Linked DNA regions of Homo sapiens: region 1 is linked to region 2. A link is a loop called in an ENCODE intact Hi-C map of the cell type or tissue named here. Cell type or tissue: PC-9. All regions are shown on one strand.

The links. A loop is a pair of places that touch in the nucleus more often than their neighbours do. Peaks named below come from ENCODE experiments on the same cell type or tissue, not always from the same donor. Only the 100,000 strongest peaks of a DNase experiment are listed, where the experiment ranks them.
Region 1: a loop joins it to region 2, with 10 times the contacts of the local background. A loop is called at or near these places in 3 of 110 quality-filtered maps.

The regions. Positions count from the first base shown.
Region 1 is chr12:1,789,791-1,792,290 of GRCh38, reverse strand. CACNA2D4 (calcium voltage-gated channel auxiliary subunit alpha2delta 4) reads left to right here. Exons shown (of 38, transcript NM_172364.5): 38 at 1-328. Among named protein-coding and RNA genes, the nearest start is that of LRTM2, 30 kb to the left of the region's middle. In PC-9, CTCF peaks have their summits at 781 and 980 (motif pointing right); a DNase peak (open chromatin) is centred at 1,002.
Region 2 is chr12:1,604,161-1,606,660 of GRCh38, reverse strand. No RefSeq gene overlaps it. Among named protein-coding and RNA genes, the nearest start is that of FBXL14, 11 kb to the right of the region's middle. RefSeq lists enhancers at 289-808, 959-1,038, 1,159-1,218, 809-1,330. In PC-9, CTCF peaks have their summits at 998 and 1,201; DNase peaks (open chromatin) are centred at 490 and 1,280; H3K4me3 peaks cover 1,578 bases; H3K27ac peaks cover 1,237 bases.

The sequences.
Region 1 (2,500 bases), 190 kb before region 2:
GTCTTGCAACAACCCTGTGAGGGCAGTATTAATGCCCCCTTACAGCAGAAGACACTGCAGCTCGAAGACAGCTTAAGTGGCAGAATAATGCTAGAACAGCTAAGGTTTACATGTACCAAATAACATGTTTCAGCTCATTCCATCCTCACAACAGCCCCCTGAAAGTGGGTACTATCATTAGTCCCATGTTATAGAAACTGCAGCAGAGTTGAAAATTGCCTCCAAATTACCGGAAGAGTGTATGAAGATTGAATGTGATGTATTCACGTAACATGCTTGAAACTGCCTGGCATATACTAAACGCTAAATAAATACATGCTAACTGCGATCATTACATTACCTTGTTTCATGGAGGTGGGGACAAAGAAATTACAATTTAGATGCCAGGAACAATAAGGTGTTCAACAGGCCCAGCAGGGTTAAGAAAGCAGCAAGGAGCCCTTTCTAGCCCCTGGGCTGCCATCACTGAGTGTCCCAACCATGTGTCACGAGGCACCACCTGTGCGGCACACAGCAGGGTGAGCACTAACTCTCGCCCTGCCACTTCCTGCCAAGGCCGTGGCCGCCCACCTGCCGTTCATTCTTTGGCATTAAGGCACATTCTGACCTCCAACTGCATTTGACCCCAACTACCAACTCACAGACACCAAACAGCAGTCTCTGTAGGACCATAACCCAGTGTTATCTTTTGGAAGGGTTATCATCCCCACCCAAACAGGTAGAGCACTTTCAGGCAAATTTATCAACTCTTAAAAAGCCAAGCTTAGGAAGCTGGAGCAGCTTCTGGCCTGGTTTTGTCTGCTTCCTCTGGGCCCCATATCTCTGCATGGCCGAGGGGAATCCCTTTCAAGACCATTGGAAGGAAAAACCATTTCTGATAAACTAACCTTCTCTACCTTGGAGAACAAAATATTCTCATAAGCTTTGCCTTTGAAGGTCAGAACGATTCCTCTTCTACTTTTAGCAGAACCACTAAAGGACAGCAGGTGGCAGCCTGGCTCACTCTAAAGCCCATCACCTGCTCTCGGACGCATGAACTTGGAACCTAAGTCATTTGATAAATTAGAATGCAGAATTTTGAAATCTTATGTTGTACACCACCTTTGGAGGACCAGGAACTTAAGGATGCTGTCAGATCTTCCTTCCTCAGTACCAAGGATATGTGAACTACTAAATCCACATAATAATGTTGTGTATTTTAATAGAAGAGCTTTCAGGGAAAATGCTTCAACCACTTCATTAAGCTCAGTGAAGTTGTGGTTCGGGGGCGGCGGGGAGGCAAGAAAGTGGGCATATCATAAGGCCAGAAAAGTAAATGAAGTCCACAAAAGGACGGAATTGGAGCGAGGGTTTGGCAGAAAACCCAGCCAATCACTATGGGAAGTTTGAGGAAATTATCTATAGAAACCACAGCATCTCAGCGTGGGCTCTAGAGGATGTATCGTTGGCCTCATTTTAACAGAACACCGAGGCTAGACAAGCAAACGGCCACTTGCCCATGCTACATGGCAAATGGCACAACTGAGATCTGAAGCTACCCTTTTCATTTCCAGGTAGTGTAGCAGGGTAGGGACGGTGGGACAGTAGGATGGCGGTGACAAGAGGCCATCGCACGTGACGCTTCCTTCCTGCCCCATGCCATCATAAGCAGCCTCTACATGAGTGAGACAGGCTGCCCTTGTTTCACCAAGTCAAACAGCTGAAGGCAGAAAAGATTTGTACATTAGATAGGGTGTTGGTGGTGGGTAGGGAGCAGTGCTGGCTAGCAAATGGTTCATGCCCTCTGAGGGGAAGACAAAATGAAACACTACAATTGAAGCCAAATATTCAAGAAGATGTTGTTTCTGGGATGATTTTAAAGTAACATTGCCCAGAGGGTTCTCTAGGCACCCAGAGCCTAGCACGCTGTACAGTCAGAATCCAAACTTGTCCTTATCTACTTCCTCTACAACCACATAACATCACCTGGGTATCAGGAACCATACAGACACTTTTTTTTTTTTTGGGAGATGGAGTCTCGCTCTGTCACCCAGGCTGGAGTGCAGTGGTATGGTCTCAGCTCACTGCAACCTCCACCTCCCAGGTTCAAGCGAGTCTCCTGCCTCAGCCTCCCAAGTAGCTGGATTACAGGTGCCTCCACCACACCCAGCTAATTTTTTGTATTTATAGTAGAGACGGGGTTTCACCATTTTGGCCAAGGTGGTCTCGAACTCCTGACCTTGTGATCCGCCCACCTCGGCCTTCCAAAGTGCTGGCATTACAGGCGTCAGCCACCATGCCCGGCTCAGATGCCTTTTGGGAAGAGACGAGGAAAAGACAAGTGGGTTATTAGTAGGCTTCAGCTAATACTGTTTGTCAAAAGCAGGGAATGATCCAATGTCTATGCCCAGGTAAGGTATGGGACACTCTAAAGTTAAATCTATACTTAAAAATGAGAATTCAGAATGAACATATTATCCTGATACTGGAAATGCCCTTCCAAAAACTAAATTTACCTAAG
Region 2 (2,500 bases):
AGGCGTGAGCCACCGCGCCTGGCCAAATAGTTTAAAAATAAAAAATAAACAACAAAGAATCTCACTGAAGCTTGAGATTGAAGCTCAGTCTGAAGCCCCAGGCAAGCTGTTCCAACTTTAGAGAAAATGTGGACAGGGTTTTCATGCCTCTTTAATTTCCTGCACACAAGGCGGGAAGGTCAGTGCTTGGTGTTACTGACCTCTTTAGGAATGACTGGATTCAGGAAGGCAGTGGCATCATGTGACATAAAGGTGTGGTTTTACCTCAGAACCATCTTTTCTGGGGTGTGAAGAGTTAATCAGCATTAACTCTGAGCCTTCGCTTTTCTGCCCCTTGAGACTCTGCTTGTTTTTTTTAAAACCTTTAACCCTATCCTCTTGGCAGAAAAGGGGACCTGGCTGTGAACTCTGTAGCTGGGCTGATCCCTAAAGCTCCTCTGGGTCTGACATTATGTAAGAAATGTAAATGCTCTGACTCATCCAGATAGGACTTTCCAGCAAAGCCTGGCCTGGCGCCAGCACCTTTTCAAAAAGGGAGCACCCTTCGCACTGTGGCTCAGTCAGGCCTCGGGCGGCAGCGTCCCGCCGAACGCGGAGTTCCAAATCCGCTCTCAGTAAGACTGATCTTGATTCCCCCTTGTCTTTTGAAATATTTATCAACATGCGAAAGCCTCTGAGGATCCTGATAAAATGACCTTTACTGGCAGAGGGAACAGAGCCCCAGGCTAGGCAGAAGCAGCCAAGTCAGCAGTCCACTCCACGGTGGTGAACGTTTGGAATTTAGGCAGCTCCAGGCAGCCTCTAAACCTGTGCCTACTTCCCTTGGAAAACAGAATTGAAACTGCTTCTCCACGCCCACTTCGGCCCTCAGTGCTGACATTCTGGAAAGAGCTCTAGCTGCGATAACCGTCCCACCCCACAGACATAAAATGGCACTTGGCAGAAATTGACACGCAAGAGCCTCCCCTTGAGAGCGCCTTCTCTTCCCTCCTCTCCAGACGCTGTGCCTGGCCCGCTCCTGCTTCCCCTTCTGCTCGGCAGGGTGCACTCCTCATTAGTCCTAGTTGTACTTTTCACTCTTCCCGGGCCCTGGCACTCTCTTCATGCCCGGCCACACCCCGCTTTTCCCAGCACTGTCCCTCCATGCCAGAATCTCCCCGAAGTTCTGCTCCCGGGCTGTCACTGGGAAGAGAGGTCACCGACACCCGAGTGGGCTTTTCAAGGATAAAGGGCTAGTAGGGAAGTCACCGCTAGAGGGTGACATAATTACACACAAACGCATTCCTGGTCCTGCGAGGCCACAGCCAGCTGTGGGCCTGAAGGCATGAAACAGGTATCAGGATATCTACCCTGCAGTACACACACTCACACAGGCACAAACACACACCACCCTCTGTCTCTCACATACACTCACTCTCACACACACACACCCTCCCCCACACACTCTCACACACACACTTTCTCACACACTCACACACACACTCTCACACACACTCTCTCACCCCCACACACTCACACACACTCACCCCACACACTCTCACACTCACTCTCACACACACTCACCCTACACTCTCTCACACACTCTCACCTCCCACACACTCACCCCACACACTCTCACACACCCCCACACACTCTCACACTATCACACACTCACCCTACACACACCCCTCACACACTCACACACACTCACCCCCCACACACTCTCACACCCCCCACAAACACCCACACACACTCTCACACACCCCCACACACTCTCACACACTCTCACACACTCTCTCACACACTCACCCTACACACTCACACACCCCTCACACACTGTCTCACACACACTCACCCCCCCACACACACCCCACACACTCTCACACACACACACACACACTCTCACCCCCCCCCACACACACACTCTGACCTATTTTGGCTAGCAAACCAACCAGAGCCTTCGAGTGTCTTCCATGATCACCATGCCTCACCGTGACCAGATCCTGCTCACAGTATGGTCAATATGACACTCACTGTTAACTCTTTTTTTTCCCCAAGCCAAAGGTACTTTATGAGGAGTTGTTCAAATACATAATGGGACAGCAGTACTCCTAACAAGCAAAACATACCACACATTTACATGGCGCTTTAAAGATCTCAAAACATATTTGCACATCTTTTTTTCCTTTTATTTTCAGTTGACATGTAAAAATTGTACACATTTATAGAGCACAGAGTGCTATTTCTATCCATGTATGCTATGTGTAATGGATCCAATCAGGGTAATCAGCATATCCATCACCTCGAAAACCATTTCTTTGTGTTGGGAACACTGAAAATCCTCTCTTCTAGCTTTTTGAACAAATAAAATAAATTGTTAACTATATTCGCCCTACGGTGCTTTAGAACACTAGAACTTATTCCTCCTGTCTAGTTGTAATTTTACATCCATTAACCAACCTACTCCTGCCCTCCCCTCCCTGCTGCACTTCCCAGCCTCCTTCTTTCAGACAGGGTCTCC